Linked DNA regions of Mus musculus: region 2 is linked to region 1. Evidence: chromatin loops called from intact Hi-C (ENCODE). Cell type or tissue: heart. All regions are shown on one strand. Each heading gives the region's core, and the rest is flanking DNA. Links, peaks and the distances in the headings are about the cores only.

The links. A loop is a pair of places that touch in the nucleus more often than their neighbours do. Peaks named below come from ENCODE experiments on the same cell type or tissue, not always from the same donor. Only the 100,000 strongest peaks of a DNase experiment are listed, where the experiment ranks them.
Region 2: a loop joins it to region 1, with 10 times the contacts of the local background. A loop is called at or near these places in 15 of 42 quality-filtered maps.

What each region holds. Positions count from the first base shown.
Region 1 is chr7:25,573,349-25,584,990 of GRCm38, forward strand. Gm29918 (a long non-coding RNA gene) reads right to left here and starts at 4,483. Exons shown (of 3, transcript XR_391215.3): 1 at 4,397-4,483; 2 at 4,230-4,277; 3 at 3,205-3,762. In heart, for the core only: no CTCF peak of the experiment used is centred there; no DNase peak of the experiment used is centred there; H3K27me3 peaks cover 750 bases.
Region 2 is chr7:24,832,923-24,844,564 of GRCm38, forward strand. It overlaps the pseudogene Gm5893. Among named protein-coding and RNA genes, the nearest start is that of Gm38965, 15 kb to the right of the region's middle. In heart, for the core only: no CTCF peak of the experiment used is centred there; no DNase peak of the experiment used is centred there.

The DNA.
Region 1 (11,642 bases), core at 1,136-9,135:
CGCGGTGGCTGCCAGATAGATTAATTTGTCAGATGAACACAGATTCTAAATCTTCTAAAGTATCACCTTGAGGACTAAAATTCCTCTTTTGCTTAAAAGTCAGCTTGAGGACTCAGGCTCCGAAAAAAGCTACTCTCTGAGCCAGCTCCCGACAGGAGGCCAGAGACTAGCCTCAGCTTTACAATTTACATTTGAATAAAGTACCTAGACTTCCCCAAAAGAAGTTCTGCTTTCCTACTTTCTCACTGTCGAGATTTTGTCTTTCAAGCAGGTAAATCAACATTCTCGAGGCGGACCAGCGGATGTGCATCCCCGCCCCCCTAGAGCACACAGGTGGCTGCTGTTATCTCCTTTCCAAAGACATTTCCAGCACGTGGCTTTCAGTCTGAGTTAAAAATTAGGTTTACCAAGAGAGCTAGAAAAGTAGATATTTCTATATTAATAAAGATTGGTTTTTATTTTGATAGACAGGCTTAGTCCCTTAGCTGACCTCTGGCTTTTCACTCTTGCTGTTACTGCAAGGTGTCCTTAGGCTGTAAAAAATACAGGGATGAGGAGAAACGACTTCCAGCTCCTATTTTAGCCACAAATCGTGGTGTTACTAATGACATAATTCTTGCCTAGGTCTTGCTAAATCTGAGGTTAATAATTCTCCTTTAGGAACTGCACAGCACTCAGAACTGTGCATACTGGTTTGTAATTGTACAAATTCAGTATGGACATCGCTTGGTGCAGAGGCACTACAGGAGAAGGTCCAGCTTGACCATTTCTGAGTTTCCTGTAAGATAAACCCGGTTTAAAAGAGGTTGATACCAAATTTTGGCTAAAAATGAAAAAATAGTTTTCGGCTCTGCCTCACCTCCCCAAAAGGTACCCAGAGCCACAGGTGTGGGTCTTATCAGTACCCACGAGAGGAATCGGGTCAATGTCCACCCAAGCCAAGGTTAAAAGCCCACTCATCTACGGATGAGAAAATCATTTGATCACCTCAGTTAAGCGTTGCCTTATTTAACTTAATTAATAGGGGAGAGAGAGATTGGAGACGTACTATTGAAAGGGCAAGCCCTTCACTGCCTCCCACCCAAATAAAAAAGCCAATTGGCCTTGTACTACAAGAGCCGGTCGAACTCCTTCTCCCTGTTTCCCACCTATCATCCAAAAATGCCGAGAAATATCAACTTAGTGTTATTCTTATTATAGTGTATTTCACATTTGTTCAGTCAAACTTAGCCAGAGTTCCAACGCCCTACTTAAAATTCAACTAGAAAGTTACCTACCAAGTACTAATTAACATTATAAAGTCAGAGCCTACAGCTCCAGGCTTTTCAGTTAGTTGTTCACTAAGATAAGAAAGGTCACTCTTAGCCAGATACAGTTTACCATAAGAAAAGTTAAGGAATCCCAGGAAAGCAGGTTTTTTCCTTAGCCCTAGATTCCAGGCAGAACTATTGAGCATAGATAATTTTTCCCCCTCAGTCCAGCTTTTTCTTTTTTTAAATTTTGTTAATAAAAGGGAGGAGATGTAGTCTCCCCTCCCCCAGCCTGAAACCTGCTTGCTCGGGGTGGAGCTTCCTGCTCATTCGTTCTGCCACGCCCACTGCTGGAACCTGAGGAGCCACACACGTGCACCTTTCTACTGGACCAGAGATTATTCGGCGGGAATCGGGTCCCCTCCCCCTTCCTTCATAACTAGTGTCGCAACAATAAAATTTGAGCCTTGATCAGAGTAACTGTCTTGGCTACATTCTTTTCTCTCGCCACCTAGCCCCTCTTCTCTTCCAGGTTTCCAAAATGCCTTTCCAGGCTAGAACCCAGGTTGTGGTCTGCTGGCCGGACACAACACCCAAGGCCCATTATTCTCTGCCACTGGCAGTTTCCCTGCTTCAGATGACCCAAAACCCCACTCTCGCTGTTGTGGTCTAAAGAGCAAAGTCCTTCAGCAGTGATTCCTACCCTGCTGGCCACTGGCCACCTAGTCCATTTTCTGCCTTTCTCTTTGCTGACTCTGAAGGCCAAGCTGCAGGGTTGTGTTGGTGAGGACAGGGGACAATGTCCTCCCCTTCCCCACTAGTGAGGGGCAGGAGACTGACACATGAGCAGAGCAGCTAGCAGAACTGGTCCCATCGCCGCGTTTCCCCCCTAACCACCTTGGAAGGCAGTTGCTGATGAGATGGGGACACTGAAGCTGGTGGTTTGGGTTGTTGAGCGTTGATCTTCAGGAAATACCATGAACTCCAGCAACCTGAGAAGCATGTGCAGCAGTCAGTGCAGTCAGCAGTTAGTGCAGAGAGAGACAGAGCATCTGTGGATCTCAGAGGACAACATGCAGGCCAGTTGTGAACCTTCATCCACTGAATCGTCTCAGCTGTCCTAATTTGGTCTGGGTGAGCATATGCGTGCCTGCATGCGAGAATCTGGCCCCATGTAACCCAGGGAGTCCCCGTGCTCCCCAAGGACCAGGCTGCTGTGACTATAGGTGTGCACCACACTCCTGCATTCTGTGCTGCTGCAGATCAAATCTAGGCATTGTAGAGCCAGGCAAGCAAGGGCACTACATTCACAGCCTTGTAAACTCCATTTAAATCCTTTAGATGGCTTTCTCAATTGCTAAAAGGACCTAAGATGCTCTGTGGCAAGAGCTTTCTTGTAACCTCCTTCCAGCCTAGACAGGCTGGTTCAGACTGTCGGGCACTGAGGCGGAGCCACCTGCTGTGCTGCTTCTCATCCCTCTCCTTTGATGTTACACTGCCTGCTGCCTGCCTGAGGCCGAACCGGTTCTCCAAGATCTTCCAGAGTTAACACCGAACTGTGATTTTCTCGAGTTCCTGTTAAAAGGCTGATCTGACAACTTCACAAGGAACTTGGCATGACTGGGAATGGGCCTCCCCTCTTCTTTATAAAGCGTGTTTGGGCGGACATTAAAGTTAAGTCTTGATCAGAAACCTGTCTTCACTCCATTTCTCTCTCTACCCGCCTAGATTCTCTCTTTTCTTTCAGTTCCAAGATGCATCCCAGGCTCTAATCCAGACATGAGAGCCACAAGCCGGCCCCAACACTTTCTGATAAAGAACAAAGGTATACACTTTTCCCCTCCTTAGTCAACCCACATGGCCTGTCAATCTCCTGAGCAGGAAACCACGCCTCAGAAAGGCTGTCTGTGCAGACTTTAGAACACAGTAGCCAGCCTACCTAACCATGCAGCCCGTGGTCCTCTGGCCATTGTCCACCCCTTGAGGGCCTTCCATCTGCAGTGGGCCCTTTGGCCGATGCCCACCCTCACTCCCGGGCCTCCCTTGTTTCTCTAAGAAACCTGCCACTCTCCTGTCCAATGCCTGTGTCTTGTCTGAATTCATCTGACAGATTAAAGGACAAGAGTGCAGGGTAGAAGGGGATGCAGAGACCCCAGGACCTGCACCCCTCACTGCTTTGAATGGAATCCCTTCCACTGAAGGCCAGAGCAGGTTCCGATGACAAGGTGGAAGGGTGTGGCCCTTCCTTGTTTGGGTCTGTGCTGGGAGCTACAGGTGAGAGCTCACTGGCACCCTTGGCCTCTCTCTATAGTGGGCAGAATGTAGGTGAGCAGGCTAAGGGCGGAGGAGGCGAAGCTCCTTGTCTGTTGCACGAGGCACTAAGGACACACACTTGACAGCACAGTTGTGGCTCTGAGTCCCCAGTTCCCACAGAGCCCTCTGAGAGGAAACAGGAAGTGTGAGTTGCAATACTTGCCTCACACTCAAGGAGAGTTGTTGTGGGGCCTGTGACCTGCGGGAGGAAGAACGAGAAGAGTCACCAGAGCACAGAAAGGCAAAGTTGATCTAAGACTCGCCATTTGTAGCTGAAGGAGGCGGGGCTAGACACGCTGAGGGCTGAGGGTTGGTGATGCGCATGGCCGGTTAGAGAGTTTGCGTGCTACAGAGTCTGTTCTGCAGACTGAGCTTATTAGCGCCAGAGGAGAGGCAACAAGGACAGAAGCCTGGATTATATGGTGCAGGGGTTCTCCCAGATCACAGAGCTGTGATAAATCTTTCCTCAGGGGTATGTGTCAGGGACATGCTCCTATGAAGACAAGGGACACAATTCACACTCACGGCAGAGTCTCCTAAAGGAGAATGAGTGTCCAGGACCCTCAGGGGTGGGGGGAGCCATTAGCAAGAGGAACGGGCTCCTGGACACGTGGTTCCCTCAGACCTGCCCCACCTAGGTGGACTGAATCTCCCTTCAGCACTGACCTGGTCTCCTGTGGCCGGGAAGAGGTGAGGACCTCCAGCAACTGAGGGCTGGGGAGAGAAGATCTGCTCTGTGAGTCAGACAGTGGACAGTGGCTGGTGTCCCAGATGCCATGGTGGGGACAGGTGGTAGAACCTTCTGGTTCCCCTTGGTCAGTGGCTGTGCTTACCCGGGGTGGACAGTGTTGGCTGTCCTCACTGAGAATGCTCTTACTTCTTGCTCTACATAAATGGGAGACATTGTCACTGTTGTTTGCTTCCTGAGTTGGGGAGCACCTTGGGAGCCAGGATATGGTAGAGGACAAGTCACTTTACCTGCTATGAGTTAGGAGGTAACTGACTACAAATATTAGCATAAGCAGCTCCAACATTCACTGAGCCATGATTGCAACGATAACCAAGGTGGTAGTAGATATCTTCCTTTATGTTTTGGTTTTTGTTTACCTGTCATGGAGAGAAAGTAGAAGAGGAATCACAATAAATTCATCCTCACTTGGCACATGGAAAGGAACTCTTGATGGTGTGTGATATCTGTTTGTTTCTTGGGAGAATGTGTGTCCTGGAAGAAGGTAGATTAGATGGGTGAGGAAATTGACAGGGTATATTCTCCAAGTTCTCTCACAAGTACTGTGTTTCTTGCATGGCCATTTTTCTTCCCTCAGATCCTTGCCTGTGGAAAGGAAAGGGGATATGCTATCCACTCGGGCAGTCCTCGGACAGCTCTGAAGACAAGGGAGAGCCTGACATGAAATGGAAAATTACAGGGTTCTTTGGAGAGTCAGTTGTGTTGGATGGTGGTTTGTAGGGGCAAACACGTGAAGGAACATTTACCTGAAGTGAACACAGGTGAAAGACTAAGGCAGACTCCTGAAGGAACGTTTCGCTGAAGCAGACACAGGAGAGAGGAAGTTCTGCTAAATCAAGCATGTGAAAGGACATGTGATGAAGGATTCTTGGCTAACAACACACTTGTATTGGTCCGCCTTACATTGCGTAGTTGAGCTCCATTTGTCAGGACTTCATAGAGAGAAATGCACTAAAAAACTTGTAGTGTGCTGCAGTTTCTTTCTACTTCCAAGGACTGATTGGCAGAGTGATGTCAGCTGAGACAGATACATGTGCTGAGGTAAGAGTGGTGGAGGACACGTGATGGTTGGAGGAAGTATAAAAAGGACACGACAGTGGCAGAACCTGAACTTGGCTTGCTTGCATAGCTAAACACTTCTTGGTCTCCAGTCTTCCCTGATCTTTACTTCACTGAGAAAGGCACAGCTGAGAGTTTTTCCTGGTGTTCCTGTTGTCCCTGGTCCCTCCTGCTAACTTATGCCAAGGCTGAGGCCTGGCTGTCTCTGCTAGGTAGTGACACCGCTGCTGATTCGTGTTTGCTATCCTGACTCTACTGAACTGGACTGCTGGTGTATCTGTGAAATGTTTTCAAGTGGATCAAGCTGCTGCCACTGCTGACTTGTGAGCTGAGCTGGCAATTTCCAGACAACACAGATGGGAGTTGCTCCAAAGAACCTTTCTAAACAGATCCACTTCCCCAGTGTCCTTTCTTTTCCACTACCTCTGGTGGGTGGCAGGCTAGATGGGAGGTTAAAGCATTTAAGAACCATCCTTAAAGATAGGTTAAAAAAAAAATAAAGTAACAGACAACTATCTTTATGTGAAAATTACAGTTGTTAAATGATACCATCTCTTCTCGATGTCCTGATGGTGGTGGGTAGGAATTTTCACCTCTCTGGTTCCTTGTAGCGAGGAGTTGGTTGGAAGAATGCACAGGTTTCGTCCCTTCTAAATTGCCATCTTTCCCTCACAGGGACTCTGTCTTAGTTAGGGTCTCTGTTGCTGTGGTAAAATGCCATGAACAAAACGAACGTGGGGACGAGCGGGTATGGTTCACCTTACAGCTTAGAGCCTGCCATTCAGGGAAGTTGGATCAGGAACTGGAGGCACAACCACAAAGATCAGGGCTGCTGCAGAGGCCGTGGAGGAGTACCACCACTTTTCCTGGCTTATTCAATGTTCTTAAGCAATCCAGGACCTTCTGAGGCTCGGCAGTGAGCTGGAGCCTCCACATCAATCATCCATGAGGAAACTACCCCACAGGTTTACCCACAGGCCCATCGGGTAGAAGGGAAGCACTTTCTCAACTGAGCTTCCATCTGCTCAGATGAGTTAGGTTGAGTAAGTTGACAGAAACCCAGCAGCACAGCTCCCCAGCTCTCAGAGCTCCGTCCGGCAGGGATACGATGGCAAACCTGCCTTGGTGATGCACAGTTGTAACACAGTAAGCTAGTCTGGTTCCAGAACTCAGCCTCGACTGGGAAAAGATCCTTAGACATGTACAGTGGACAGAAACACAATCTCTTCTTCCTCCACAGACACTGAGCTGTGGGCACAACCTGGGGACTGTCTAGGCACCTCCAATAAACAATCAAATAAATGAATAATGTAACTTAAAAGCAAAAAGGACTGGGGAATGGTTACTCACACCTTTAATCCCAGCACTCAGGAGGCAGAGGCTAGTGTGTATCTGAGTTCAAGGCCAGCCTGGTCTACAGAGAGAGTTCCAGGACAGCCAGGGCTATACAGAGAAACCCTGTCTCAAAAAACAAAGCAAAATAAAAACAACAACATAAAAACACTAAAAGAAGCATGGTGCCATCTTGGAGGTTTCATGCCTGCCTCTGCCTTCCAAGTGCTGGGATTAAAGGCGTGCGCCACCACCGGTCGGCCCATATTATATATTTTTATATATTGTAAATATGTTACAACTGTTTTATAAATTATATTTTTGTATGGTATTATTATATAATACATATATTGTATATATATTACCATTAAATATATATAATATATGTAATTTACCATAAAAACACTGTAAAGCCTCTTTCACAAGGTCACAGTAAATGGCACAGGAGAGGAAGCAATGCCTTCTCCACCCATGGCTTTCATCTCCCTGGATTAAATCAATCTCAGGTCATCAGAAATATTCAGAAAAACCCAGAGGTGGGGTGTACATCTGTAGGAGCAGCACCTGGCTGTGGAGGCAGGAGGATCAGAGTTCATGACAATCATCATCTCCATCCTGAGAGGAAGCCTGGGCTGGGACACGGTTCCCAAAACAGCAAAAAGACCTCAGCCACACAAAGCCTCTCAGAGCAATCGGAAAACTGCACAGATGTGTCCTGGCCTGGCTCTCACCACCAGAGCAGTGCACTTTGTCTAGTTCTGGTGTTGTGTCTCATGCTGGAGTCTGAACATGACGCACAGTAGGTGTGACGGCATGCAGACTTACCCTGAAACAGTGGCATTTTTGCAAGGGACAAGACCATCCATGGATGCTGTTATCAATGGGTCTCCTGGAGCCATTTGCCCATGGATCCCAAGGATCAGGTGCCAGACTCAGATGTTCACTTTTAACTTTGTAGTTGGGTTTACTGCTGGGATTTTATTTGTATCCAAGCAGTGTAGAGACAGGTTCTTGCTCTGTAGCCAAGGCTGCCTCTGTCTATAGGTATCTCAGCTGATTTTCTTTTCCCTGTCACAGCACTGGTAAAAACAGAATCCCCCAGTAATCTGCATGGGTGATGGTGCAGTGGGTAGAAACACTTAGTGCGCACATTTGAAAGTCAGCAGTAGCCAAACTTCAGCAGGAAGGGCTGAGTCCCATGAGCAGCTCTGCATCCATGACGCTCTGGGACCCAAGGATCACTCTCAGGTGGTCAGGATTGGTGGCCAGCACCTTTCCCCAAGCAGCCCACTGGCAGTAGCACTGTGCTTCTAACACCCTTCGCTCTTTGCTGTTTTCTTCCCTCCCTGTTACAGAGCCAGGGACAGCTTGTCCCAGGAAAGGAGTGCAGAGGACATCTGCATAAACATCCTTGAGTCTCTCTCAGAGTCAGATCCTGAGGAGGAGCTGACAGGACAGACAATACTATTAATGCTACACTCGGTGGTGCCCAGAGGGGCTGCTGACTGTGTGGCCTTTGTTTTCTCAAAGTGTTCATCACCCTCAGCTTTCTGAAGTGGAAATTTAAGGGTTCTTTGGAAAGTCAGTTGTGTTGGTGGGGTTTCGCTGGGGCAAACACATGAAGGAGTGTTTAGCTGAAGCAGACACAGAAAAAAAAGATGTCTTGCTAAAGCAAGCACATGTGATGAGGAATCTTCACTAACACTCACGTATTGGCCCATTACATTGTTTGGTTGAGCTCCATTTTTTTCAGGACAGCATACAGAATAATGCATTAAAAAAGAAAAAACTTCCGATGGTGTTCTGCAGTTTCTTGCCGCTTCCATGGACTCAGGCTGATTGACAAAGTGAGGTCAGCTGAGACAGGTGTACGTGCTGAGGCAAGACCAATGGAGGACACATGATGTTTGGAAAGAGTATAAAAAGGACCTGATGGAGAATGAGTTTTGGCTTGGTTGCATAGCTAAATGCCTGTTGGTCTCTTGGCTTCACTGATCTTTGCTTCACTGAGAGACGCAGCTGAGAACTTTTCCTGGCATCCTTGTTGGCCCTGCTCCCTCCTGCTGACTCCTGCCGATTCGGCTGAGGCCTAGCTGTGTCTGCTAAGTCTTGCCACCACTGCTGCTAACCCGAATCTACTCAACTGGACTGCTGATATTTCCATAAAGTGTTCGTGAGTGGATCAAGCTGCACGGTCTCTGCTGCTGGCTCTGCCCACCCCCACTCTGGAGGAGAAGGGCTCCAGCTCCTCACTGCTCTCAGACCCTCCGCTCTGGTGTCAGCACCGCTGCTCTACTGAGCTCAATGTTCTTCTAGGAGAGAAAGCCATCAAAGTAGCAGCCGGCCCCTTCTCCCCACAGCCTGAGGCCATAGCAGTAAAATGTTCCACAGGAGCTGTCCAAAATGGCAGCTCCACCACCACATCTCTTCGGCCTGCAACCACGACAGGAGCTGGAGGAGCTGTCCATGTTATCTCACAACCTTTCCCGCCTCAGCAGGTAGCTGCCCCTCAGAAGCTGTCCTCCACAGAGTAACTCATTCTCTGCCTCAGCGGACTGCCAGCACGAGGAACTGTCCACGGTGGCGACATCTTTCCCGCCTCAGCCTACAGCTTTCCTGAAACACCCCTGCAGGAGCTGTCCACCGTGGCGACATCTCTCCAGCACTCCACCGAGATGGCACCTCAGCAAAAGCTAGGTGCAGTGTCTGGCGTGGTGGTGCACTCCTTTAATCCCAGCACTTGGGAGGCAGAGGCAGGTGGATTTCTGAGTTCGAGGCCAGCCTGGTCTACAGAGTGAGTTCCAGGACAGCCAGGGCTACACAGAGAAACCCTGTCTCAAAAAACCAAAGAAAGGAAGGAAGGAAGGAAGGAAGGAAGGAAGGAAGGAAGGAAGGAAGGAAGGAAGAAAGAAAAAAGAAAAAAAGCTAGGTGCAACCAAGAAGAACTTCCCACCTTAACCCATGGGCCCAATGCAGGGAAAAGGGGGGGGGGGTGAAAAAAAAAAGTCACCAATTGCTAAGCAGAAAACCCACTAATTCCTGAGCTTTCCACAAAAACCTACCAATCCCTGAACAAGAAGTCCACCAATCTCTGACACATACAACTTTCCCCTCCCCCAAGCTGAGGACTTTATAGCCCACCAGTCCTCATTCAGAAAATCTCTGCATGAAATGCTCTGCCCCCTCAGAAATACTTTATAAACACTGCCCTTTGTCCAGTTCCCTGCTGTCTGTTCCCGGGACAGAATCCCTGGATTCGTCCCTCCTCTTCCTGGACCCTCCAATAAATCTCTTTCAGGAGATTTTCTACCTGGTGTGAATCTTGTTGGAAGAAACCAAAAAACGAAAAGAAGCAAAGAAGAGAAGAAGCCAAGAGGAGGGGAACTGAGGCTCCTGAGCTCCTCAGCTCGGATGGGGACACCCTCCCCTGGGAGCTGCAGCACCTCTGTTGAGGAGGCATCCTCTCGGAGCTGTGTGGCTCCTGGGATCCCTTGTCTCAGGATGCCCTTCCTTTGGGATATCTTCTCCCCTCAGAGCTGTGTGGTCCCTGGGCTTCTGATTCCCAGGATGCCCTGCCATCCAAGAAGAAATACTTACACTTCCTGCCCAGACAGTGGCCATCAGCTCATCATTAAAACCGATCAGTAGCAAGACCATCTCTGATACAATTCTAGATTGCCTTAGGCAGGTGAAGGAAGGACAAATATTTACAAAATAGAAAGTCTGGTGATAAACCATAGAAATGATAATACCAAAATCCTGCCAGCATTTAGCTCTCTGCCAATATAGAATTAACTATTGAAATGACAAAGACACACCTTCACACAATGTGAAGAAAAGGTTATCCCAACAGCCACCACCATAGCCTGGGTCCCAGCAACAGACATGTAGATTCGTTTGTCTCAGAAGGAGCTTCATGCTCTGAGCATGAAAGAGGAGATGGCATGTGTGTCCTGGGAAGGATGTGGCCCCATGGTGAGAGGCTGGGTAGCCATGAGCTCCACTGTCTGCTGGGGAAGGTCCAGGAAGACACAGTGCAAATGTGGATGGAGCTGTGGTCCAGGCTTGCTCACTATCCTGTGTGAGAGGCTTCAGGAACTCTTCTGCTGTCTGTTGCATTTGTCTGTGGAAGACTCTTGAAGGGAGCGGAGTGCACAGGGACCCCTGATAGCACAGGTCCCAGAATGGGCAGTCGTAGTTTATCAGGTACCTGGGGGAAGAGCTTAATCTGTGGAAACAAAGGTTAGGAAATGGGCTCCATCTCTACCTCCTTAGCCAGCACTGTTCATGTCTCCAAGACATCATTTGATGAGTATTAGTGTTGTGTCCTGATGTGGCTTCTGAAACATAGGCCTGGTGGGTCTGCCTGTTCTTGGAGCACTGGGCCAGTGCTGAGTACTGTTAAAGTCTTGTTATCTCAATGCTAATATTAGTAAAAAGATTTTATCTTAAGTGCTTCTTATCTTTATTTTCTTGTATAGGTCCAAGAATACTGGTGTGGGAAATGACTAGTTTCACTCACCAGTCGCCAGCTTTGGGACATTTCCAGGGGACCTGACTGGCTGAGAATGGGATGTCGACCAGCTCTTATGGGAGCACCAGCCACCTGGACACTCACAGACACTTGATGGAGCTCCATAAGATCAAACCCCTTATTCCAGAGCTGTGAGGTATGGCCCTCGCGTGACGACTCAGCTTGCCCCACACTTCCCCTGCAACATTTCCACTCAGCTGGGGTTTGTATTCCAATGAGGTCTAGCTAAGATTGTTGTGGCTGATGCAACAGAGACAGTGTCATGATTGTCAGCAGGGCCTGCCCCTTCCACATAGGTCCACGGTGGCTGGAACTCACATCCCTTTCTGGCTGTGTAAGCACACTCTGGTTTTTAGGCACTGAGAGACAGGCCCATGTGCTGCCTTTCTTCCAGTGTCACATCCAG
Region 2 (11,642 bases), core at 1,190-9,189, 740 kb before region 1:
AATCTGTGGGTTGTCATTTTGTCATATTGACAGTGTCCTTTGCCTTACAGAAGCTTTGCAATTTTATGAGGTCCCATTTGCCTATAGTTGATCTTAGGGCCTGAGCCATTGGTGTTCTGCTCAGGAAATGTTCTCCTGTGCCCATGTATTCAAGGATCTTCCCCACTTTCTATTCTATTAGATTCAGCATTTCTAGTTTTTGTGAAGGCCCTTAATCCACTTGAACTTGAGCTTTGTACAAGGAGATAAGAATAGATCACTTTGCATTCTTCTACATGCTGATCACCAGTTGAACCAGCACCATTTGTTGAAAATGCTGTCTTTTTTCCACTGGATGGTTTTGGCTTCTTTGTCAAAGATCAAGTGACCATATGTGTGTGGGTTTATTTTGGGGTCTTCAATTTTATTCCATTGATCTACCTATATATCTCTATACCAATACCATGCAGTTTTTATCACTATTGCTCTGTGGTACAGCTTGAGGTCAGGAATGGGCCTGGGGACCCCAGTGGAAGAGCTAGGGGTAAGACTGAAGGAGCTGAAGGGGATTGGAACCCCATAGGAAAAACAATATCAACTAACTGGACCACCCAGAGCTCCCAGAGACTAAACCACTACCCAAAGAATATACACAGAGGGAGCCATGGCTCCAGACACATATGTAGCAGAGGATGGCCTTGTCTGCTATCAATGGGAGGGGAGAGCCTTGGTCCTGTGGAGGCTTGATGCCCCAATATAAGGGGGATGCTAGAGTGGTAAGGTGGAAGTGGGTGAGTGGGTGGAGGAGCTCCCTCTTAGAGGCAAAGAGGAGAGGGAGTGGGGGTGGGGGAAAGATGGGGAGTTGTGGAGGGGTAACCGGGAAGGGGAATATTATTTGAAATGTAAAAGAATAAAACGATTAATAAAAAAAGAAAGAAGCCAGGCGGTGGTGGCGCACGCCTTTAATCCCAGCACTTGGGAGGCAGAGGCAGGCAGATTTCTGAGTTCGAGGCCAGCCTGGTCTACAGAGTGAGTTCCAGGACAGCCAGGGCTACACAGAGAAACCCTGTCTCAAAAGAAAGAAAGAAAGAAAGAAAGAAAGAGAGAGAGAGAGAGAGAGAGAGAGAGAGAGAGAGGAAGGAAGGAAGGAAGGAAGGAAGGAAGGAAGGAAGGAAGAAAGAAAGAAAGAAAGAAAGAAAGAAAGAAAGAGAAAGAAAAAAGGAAAGAAAGGAAAGAAAGAAGAGAGCTAGAGAGATGGCTCAGCAGTTAAAAGCACCGAATGCTCTCCAAAGGTCCTGAGTTCAAATCCCAGCAACCACATGATGACTCACAACCATCTGTAACAAGATCTGACTCCCTCTTCTGGTGTGTTTGAAGACAGCTACAGTGTACTTACATATAATAAATAAATAAATAAATAAATAAATAAATAAATAAATAAATAAACCTAAAAAAGAAAGAATCTATTTTTAATAAAAGTGAGGAAAAGAAAAAGAAATCACAAAAAAAAAAGACTGATAGTGTCAAGGATGAGTTGGGGAGAGGTAGTCACATGGCCACAGCAAAGGGTGCCAACACATGGAGCTGGCCTGATCATGTGAGTATGAATTATCTGTTAAGCTACTCTCAGTGTAGTACCTTTTTCCATATGATTTGATGGCACACCACCTAGTAATGTTGGAGGCTGTAAATTCCATATGGTGGATCATAGGGCATACAATCAAGGCATGCAGAGGGCACTGAGAATGGAGTGCCCTTTGAGGAGATCCCAGGGTGACCATCTTTCTGTAATGGTATGGGTAGCATGCTATCCTTGGTGAAAGGGGTGGACCACGTGACTCTTTTGATGGACTGCAGAATATATTATGACACTGAAATAGTGCATACAAGAGATGATCATAAGTAGATGCCTTTGTTTTGGTGGCAGAAAGTGATGTTCACTTTTTTCCCACAAGGAATTTGCCTGAATGAGAGAAGATACAACAGGCAAAGGCATTTCGACTGTCTCCGTTGCATTAGTCTCTATTTGGGGGGAAAGGGGATGCTGAGGGAGATAGAGAGAGACAGAGAAACAAAGAGAGACAGAAGGGGAGGTTGAAATGGTTGGATGTGGTGTAAAAGAGTCTCCATTAGATTCAGAACCCACGGGAGCCATTGAGAGTAACAAAGAAGAGAACATGGTAGCAGTGATAGGTGCTCCCTGATCAGGTCTGACCTTTAACACAGAACAAGCCACGTTTCCACACACAGAAGGGGCCTTAGTAGAGGCTCAGTGCAAGAAGCTACGATGATAGCTGAGTTTACAGCCCCTGATCTGCTTGTTGAGAAAGGCTTTCAAACAATGAGAACTCCAACCAGAGCCTGGATTGTGAGAATTCTAGTTCGAGTGTGGAGGGATTGCTCTGGGAAGCAGAGTAACTGGGTGATGTGAACAACCACCTGTCCTGAGACAAAGGCTTTCTAACCTGAGGGACTGTGGCAGAAATCAGTCCCCAGTTGACTGGCTATATGAGTGATTAGGTAGGATGTTAACATCACCGACCAGTATTAGGACCCAGAAAACAACAGAACAGCTCTTTCTCTCTTTTTTTTCTCCCACTTCCCTTTCTCCCTCTTGCTCTGGCCCCTGCTCACTCCAAGCCCATAGGTTCACTTGTTTCTCATTACAGATGGTTGTGAGCCACCATGTGGTTGCTGGGAATTGAACTCATGACCTCCAGAAAAGCAGGTGGTACTCTTAAGCTCTGAGCCATCTCTCCAGTCCAGAACAGCTCTTCCTAAGAAAGCTGTGTACCCACAGTCAGTAGCCAGTTTACTGGGCTGCAGAGGGTTTTGTTCAGGAAGAAGCTCGGAATAGGTGAGGACTTTGGTGGCTTTCCAGATGTCCATTGTAGGATCTATTCTTTATGGGGAAGAAGTTCAGTTACAGATGAAGGCTTTGGACAAGCACGCACAAAGTCTGTAAAGTACAAAAGCAAGCAAGGGGCTGGAGAGATGGCTCAGTGGTTAAGAGCACTGACTGCTCTTCCAAAGGACCTAGGTTCAATTCCCAGAACCCACATGGTGGCGCACAGCCATCTGTAACTACAGTTCCAGGGAATCTGACACCCTCACACAGACATACATGTACGTAAAACACCAATATACATAAAATATTTTAAAAAAAAACAAAAACAAAAAACAAACAAGGGGCTGGAGAAATGGCTCAGTGATTAAAAGCACTGTCTGCTCTTCCAGAGGTCCTGAGTTCAATTCCCAGCAACCACATGATGGCTCACAACCATCTATAATGGGTTCTGATGCCCTCCTCTGGTGTGTCTGAAGACAGCTACAGTATACTCATATACATACAATAAATAAATCTTATATTTTAAAAAAAAGCAAGCGGGGTGGGGTGGGGGGAAAAGGGTGGTATCTTAGAGATCCAGTCCTGTAAAGAGACACCTCGATCATAGCAACTCCTATAAAGGAAAACATTTACTTGACACTGGCTTACAGTTTCAGAGGTTCAGTCCATTGTCATAGCAGGAAGTATGGCAGTGTGCAGGCAGACATGAAGAAGGAGCTGAGAGTTCTACATCTTGATCCACAGGCAGCAGAAGGAGACTGTGTGTCACACTTGGTGTAGTTTGAGCTAGGAGACCTCAAAGCCCACCCCCACAGTGACACACTTCCTCCAACCAGGCAACACCTCCTAATAGTGTCTCTCCCTATGGACCAGGCATTCAAACATATGAACCTATGGGGGCCATACCTATTCAATCCACCACAGATGTTTAAGTGCAAAATGAACTATGTCCAGGTGACTCAAAGGCAAATGCAGGGATCCATGAAGAGCCAGAGTAGCTTTGAAAACAACGAACAGAACCCCAGATGCTGTGTTAGTGATTTTAAAGCCTGCACAGTGGCTTCCAGGAAACACAGACAATGAGTTGAAATTATTAGGCTTGGCCTAGGGGTGCACAGTCGTTCCCCCAAAGCATGTGGCATAGAATATAATTGGCACGGAGGGTGTCTGCCCAGCCTAGGATCTTTACAGCAGTGGACTACAGCCCCGGAGGCTGAGCTAGGCCAGGCAGTGCAAGCCAGCCCTGGAAAATGGCTGACTCGCTTATGGAAAATATCTGTAGATTTTGGAGGGATATATGGAGGAAGGCACCCCCCATGCCAATGTACCCAGTCTTGCTCTGTTAATGAAACCATTGAGGTAAGCGATGAAATAGATCTCTGAATACCGTATTAGGCCTTGCTAATATCTCTCTCTGTTAGCATCCCCATAGCAACCTAACATCAGCTGTCACTTACTCTGACTGGATGGTGGTGGGCCTTCAGATAGACATGTGGCCCACCCTCTGAAAAAATAAGATTTTGTTACATAATGCTAACTTTGGGTTGATTGTCTTAGAGATTTGTAAGAGGCATCTAGAAGAATAAAGACATTATTTACTGGGCTGGGTCACCCAGCCTCACTTCATACCTCCCTCCCCCCAGTCACCTCTGGACCTTCTTATAGAAGATGTATCCCCCAAAGCAACAGACAGGGGCATCCGCCATGCAGAGAGTGCCTTTCTGATACCCACCAAAAAATGACTTTAATTCCCTCTTCTGATATCCTTCCACCACAGATCAACCGTCAAAAAATTTCCTGTTGTCACCCCTGATTGTGGCTAGCTTGGCTGCTGAAGTCCTGGCTGGGCTGGCTATCCTAGGAAGCCTGGTGTATTTGGTGTTTCTCAAGAAGTTTGACAAGTATGGTGCCTTTCCTCTTCCCCTTCCTCCCTGCTTGGGAACAGAAAAGGTTTTCTTCATCTCTGTCTCTGGACTAAGCCTTTCCTACATGCCTGCTTCTCATTAACTCTTGGAGGTCCTCAAATCCCTGCCTTCCCGATGACTCCCCGGTCCCTCTCTCTGTTGCTCATGTCCCTCCCATTCCCATATGGCTTAGAGTAAAAGACCCCATTGTATTTCTCTGTCTCCCAGTCGGGAAAGCCGCAAAAGAATACACGGGGAGGAACAAAAGAACTGGACGAGAGCAAAAGAGTAGTACAGAAAGGTAGGTCTGAGAATCTAGAGGAGACACAAGCATCCTCGGGGTCCCCTGGAACAACCTGGGGCTGGGGAGGGAAGACGAATTGGGGTGTGTGTGAAGATAGACTGTGCAGAGCACCCAAAAGAGCCACTCCCCCCAAAATAACCATCCCCAGCACCAGGTAGAAAGATAGCAAATGACAGGGCAAAGGGAGCAAAGGCAGGGAGGGGACAGCTTAGATGGGAAGGGAGGCAGCGCCAAGAGAGACAAGTCAGGAGTCATGGATCCCAGGGTGCTCCCCAACTCAGGAAGCAAACAACAGTGACAATGTCTCCAACTTATGTAGAGCAAGAAGTAAGAGCATTCTCAGTGAGGACAGCCAACACTGTCCACCCCGGGTAAGCACAGCCACTGACCAAGGGGAACCAGAAGGTTCTACCACCTGTCCCCACCATGGCATCTGGGACACCAGCCACTGTCCACTGTCTGACTCACAGAGCAGATCTTCTTTCCCCAGCCCTCAGTTGCTGGAGGTCCTCACCTCTTCCCGGCCACAGGAGACCAGGTCAGTGCTGAAGGGAGATTCAGTCCACCTAGGTGGGGCAGGTCTGAGGGAACCACGTGTCCAGGAGCCCGTTCCTCTTGCTAATGGCTCCCCCCACCCCTGAGGGTCCTGGACACTCATTCTCCTTTAGGAAACTCTGCCGTGAGTGTGAATTGTGTCCCTTGTCTTCATAGGAGCATGTCCCTGACACATACCCCTGAGGAAAGATTTATCACAGCTCTGTGATCTGGGAGAACCCCTGCACCAAATAATCCAGGCTTCTGTCCTTGTTGCCTCTCCTCTGGCGCTAATAAGCTCAGTCTGCAGAACAGACTCTGTAGCACGCAAACTCTAACCGGCCATGCGCATCACCAACCCTCAGGCCTCAGCGTGTCTAGCCCCGCCTCCTTCAGCTACAAATGGCGAGTCTTAGATCAACTTTGCCTTTCTGTGCTCTGGTGACTCTTCTCGTTCTTCCTCCCGCAGGTCACAGGCCCCACAACAACTCTCCTTGAGTGTGAGGCAAGTATTGCAACTCACACTTCCTGTTTCCTCTCAGAGGGCTCTGTGGGAACTGGGGACTCAGAGCCACAACTGTGCTGTCAAGTGTGTGTCCTTAGTGCCTCGTGCAACAGACAAGGAGCTTCGCCTCCCCTGTCCTTAGCCTGCTCACCTACATTCTGCCCCCTATAGAGAGAGGTCAAGGGTGCCACTGAGCTCTCACCTGTAGCTCCCAGCACAGACCCAAACAAGGAAGGGCCACACCCTTCCGCCTTGTCTAGCATCATCGGAACCTGCTCTGGCCTTCAGTGGAAGGGATTCCATTCAAAGCAGTGAGGGGTGCAGGTCCTGGGGTCTCTGCATTCCCTTCTACCCTGCACTCTTGTCCTTTAATCTGTCAGATGAATTCAGACAAGACACAGGCATTGGACAGGAGAGTGGCAGGTTTCTTAGAGAAACAAGGAAGGCCCGGGAGTGAGGGTGGGCATCGGCCAAAGGACCCACTGCAGATGGAAGGCCCTCAAGGGGTGGACAATGGCCAGAGGACCACGGGCTGCATGGTTAGGTAGGCTGGGGCTTCGTGGTTAGGTAGGCTGGCTACTGTGTTCTAAAGTCTGCACAGACAGCCTTCCTGAGGCGTGGCTTCCTGCTCAGGAGATTGACAGACCATGTGGGTTGAGGAGGAGAGGATGACCGTGTGCCTGTGTTCTCTGTCAGAAAACTCCTGCCACAGAACTTCTTACGTCCTTTTAACAATTGAGAAAGGCAGTGTTCTCAAAGCTGTCTTCCCACTCTAGTCTGGACCAGTCCTCTATCTGAGATGTACGCTGTTGGTAGTCCTCTTTAGGGCTGTCTGTCATCTTTGTACCTACCAAGGCTATTGTGTCATATTCTACTTATACTCTCAGAGGTGGAACCCACCCACAGTGAGCACACAAACCTGTCCTCCTCCCCAGACACACATTGCTGTCACATTTCCTACAGAGGGCAAAGGCAGTCTGACAGTGCACATCCTCGCACACATCTGGCTTTCATTCTGCTCTGTAGCCCATCTGGATGTCTGACTGTGAGTGACAGGAGCCCTCTCCCACAGCTGCAGCAAGGTGAGGCTCGGGCCTGTGGTGCTGATGTCACTGATCAACTCCCATCCTTTCAGGTGGATGGCGTCTGTCCAGAACACCAAAACCCAGCAACCCAACCAGCCAACTTCAGCCCCCAGGCTATAGCAGTCATGGAACTGGGCCCCCAGGCTATAGCAGTCATGGAACTGATTTTCTGAAGTTAAAAAAAAAAAAATCAACAGGATCTGGCCTGCTGACCTCACAGCTGCGTACCAGTCCCTACCCTTGCCTCTCACTAAGAGAGCTCTTTAAACTCAGGTGATAGCAGGACAGGGGCTTGTAGCATGCACAATGCTTCCAAGCTGTCTCAGGTCGCTAGACCGAGAGGGATTGGTGGTGAATTAATTTACCTGTTAGAGGAAAGGCAGCTTGGAGGGGAGCCCCTAGAGTGCACTTGTAAAAAAAAAAAAAAAAAAAAAAAAGCAATGGGTTGAGTTGTGGGGAGGGGGGCGTCCTCATGCTGAAAGAATTGGCTTTAAGGTTATGGTGACTTTGCATGCAGACTCCTGGTGCATAATTTGCATATGCCAGTAGCTTACCTGACTCTGAGTGAGCTTTGAGATTTGTCTTCCCTCTCCTGGAAGTTCACCAAGCCAACTTCTCCAAACCCTTGCATCAGGTGGACAGCCCCTCCTCTCGCAGGCACCCTGACTAAAGAAAGAGAGCCCCTGGGTCTGGGAACGCCATTCCTCTGGCCGGCGTTCCAGGCAGGAAAAGTCTCCTTTGTCACCCTCTGCACAGACTGGCTAGCGACCCTATGATAGAGCCTCTCCTTTGGCACATTTCATCCAAAAATGTTAATTAACCCTAAGACTGAAAGGCTCTATTAAGTCACAATGTCTCAAGTTGTCCTGTTGAAAGGACAGCCTAAACCCCATTGTCTCCCTTTAAGGACCAGGCCTGATTTCAAAACGAGCAAACCCCAAGTCCCAGAAACTAGGCCACAAGGCATCACCTCCAGGAACAGACCATAAAATCCAGAAACAAGGTCATAAAACCTCGTCCCACAAGAACAGCCTGGGGATAACCGCAAGAATGGAAAATATCTTATCCCAGGATGGGTCATCTGTGCTGGGCAGTCCTACCTCATCCTGTAGTTCATGACATAGGAATGCAGACAACTGACCACCTGGCACAGCCAATCAGAAGCCAACCTCTGTGACCTCCCCAGCACCCACCAATCAAATTTCAGATTACCTAACCCACTCTCTAAATATACAAGAACTAACATAGTCGCCAATCAAAGTTATACTCATGTCACCACTTTGGCCCCTGCCAATCACATTAGAGATTACCTAATCCTTCTAGAGAGTTCACCTGGTTCCCTATAAGAAGGCCTGCGTGCCTTTGTCTGGGGTCGCCATTTTGGAAAATGGTTGACTCCCTCATGCTGATTGTTTCTGCCGAATAAACAGTCTGTCTTTGCATACTATCTGAGTCTGGGGTCTTCCTTCAGCAATTTTTTACCCTTGGGCTATGACACAGCCAGACTGAAGTATCCTCCAGGAAAATGACCTTGAACTTTTACTACTGCGCTACAAAGAAACAAAAAGAATAACTTAAATTAAACGGGGTGGGGATTGGGGGAGCTGGAGGGCAAAGTACCATGTTTTTAATCTCCCCTCCTATAGCTCCATCCTTCTGGTTCTACTCCTCTGTAAAACCCCTCCTACTGGGCTCTGAATACACAAATGCTGGCTCCTCTGGAAAAGTCTCCTTTACCTGGGGAGCAACTGCCACCTCCTACCAGCCTTCCCAGCCATCTGACCAGATCTCTGGATGTCACATTTAGGTTCCTTCCTCGTCCTATGACCTGTTCCTCCCACTGTCCCATCCCATCCCCCGAATTATTGCAAACTGTGGCTAACATAAACCCAGTTATTATGGTTCACAAAAGCCAGACTAGTGCACAAAGTCCCCTCATTCAAAAGGACCCATTCCCACTGTCTTAGAGTCTCATTGATGTGAAGAGACACCATGACCAAGGCAACTCTTATAAAGGCAAATATTTAGTTGGGGCTGGCTTACAGTTTCAGAGGTTCAGTTCATCATCATCATGGGGGAAGCATGGCAGTGTCCAAGGAGGCATGGTGCAATAAGAGCCAAGAGTTCCATATCTTGATCCAAAGGCAGCCAGGTGGAAATTGTCTTCTTAAGCATAGTACCTCAAAGCCCACCCCCACAGTGACTAACTTCCTCCAACAAGGTCACACCTCCTAATAGTGCCACTTCCCATGAGCCAAGGATATCCAAACCACCACACCCACTTTACTCACTCCCTAAGTTATCTGTTGCTGTTGTTGAAGGCTAACCATTTTAAGGTAACTTAATTTTTAAAATTACATAAGTTGCTCAAAGATATTCAGTTTTCATCAATAGTGTATTTTAAATGAAGACTGTTTGGCCTGTACTTGACAGTTGAAATACAGTCAAACATGTTTTCTGTATTTTATATATGATTTATCAAGTTTTAACCTAAAATATAGTGGGTGCTAAGATTTTATAAACAGGACTAGACATAAAAGAGTCATTAAATTTAAAAAAGATACAAAGAAGTTATAATGTGTATAGTTGAGAAGGAGAGGTGTTTGTTTTTTGAAACAAGTTATCTCTGTGTAGCCTTGGCTGGCCTGGAATTCACTCTGTAGACCAAGCTGGCCTCCAACTTTCAGAGATCCACCTCCCTCCCCTCTGCCTCCCAAATTCTGGAATTAAAGGCTTGTGCCACCACATCCAGATGACTTAAAAAGGAAAAAAAAAGTTCTAATTCCTACTGTCACCATTCTATACATCGGGATGTAAGGGCTGCCTGTTTCCCTACTTGGAGCTGTTTGCTTGCTTGTTGCTTGTAGACCCGTGCTCTCTGGATGCTGACAGGCTGGCTGCAGTCCTCTCCAATGAGACTGAGTTGGTTTCTCCAAACACGACATTTCTTTTCCTATTTGAGTAAGACCTGGGCTTGATGGGAGGCATCCCACTAAGGACATTCCTGCTGCGTTACACAGGAATCCAGGAACTTGATTTGTTGGACAAAAACTTAACTCTATTCATAACTTTGGCCCATTTATACAAAATACCATTGTACCCAAGACCTTCGGTCCATTAGACTGATAACAACTGCCACTAATAAATTGTGAGTTTATCTCAATCAGCTCCTGGGAAGTCGGGACAGCTGGGGGAGCTCATTGATTGAAGACGACTCCCTCCAGCAGAGCAGGAAAGGACTGTGCTCGCTCAATCTATTCAGATGTTTAAAACAGTTAAAAGTTTTGCTGTATTATTTCTCAGTGACTAAAAATGATGCTAACCTTTATTCTAGTAAGAATATAGGCAACGACAGCATTAGGTCCTTCTGGCACAATTATCTGTTCACCTTGACCTCCAACCTTACTTAAACAACCATTTTGGGAAGACATATATTTAATGTCTTATAATAAAGTACTTGTCTCCTTTGTCTGCTTTCTTGGTTTCTTTGAAGCATACTATGTTTGGTTCCCAACATACCTACCAGGCAGCTTATTACTTCCTGTAACTCCAACGACCTCTTTCAGTCTTCATGATGCCCGTAGCATACACCCACATAAGAGCATGTTCACATACTCTCTCACATGCACAAATAAATCTTTGGGAGAGATGGATCAGTGGTTAAGAGCACTGGCTGCTCTTCTAGGGGACGTAGGTTCAATTCCTAGCACCCACATGATGGCCCACAAGCACCCTGTAGATCCAGTTCCAGGGGATCCAAAGGCTTATTCTAACCTCTAAAGGCACCATGCACATGAGAGGTTCACAGACACACATGCCAACAAAACACCCACATGCAGAAATTTTTTTTCAAACTTTTCTTAATTGTCTAAAGTCAAAGTTTACTCAAATATCTAAATCAGCAGATTTCTCTTAAGTTATTGATCTGTACTTGACAGGGACTGATTTAAAGGAACAGAATGTATGTCTAATCGTGATTTATTTTCAACTGTTCTGGTTTTGTTTAAGCTTTATCTAAATGTTCATTAACCACATCAGGACAGAGTGCCTTAAAGGGACAATATTTTGACTCTTGCCCTCCAAGGTCAACTAGGCTCCAGAGGATTATGACACATTTCTCAAAAGGTCCTGTAGCTCTCGAAGTCACTTGTTTTCTTGATTAGAGAGGCCAGGGAAGCCCCGGAGGTGGACACTAATCAGTGCACATTCTGCAGAGGAATGTTAACCTGGAGAGAAAGCGCCCTCAGCAAGAGCTTTAGCCATCCCCAGCAGATGGCACCAACTGCCAAGAGAAAGGCTAAAGGAGTGGGGGCGGGGGGATCCTAAAACCGAGGGGACCTGACCTTTACAATAAAAATAAATAAATAATAAATAATAAAAGGTTAATTTAGGACACCTTCAAGGTCTTAAATGGGCTCAACAAGAAGGTATAACCCAAGGTTAAAACAATTGGTAATAATCCAAAACAAACACTAAACTAGAT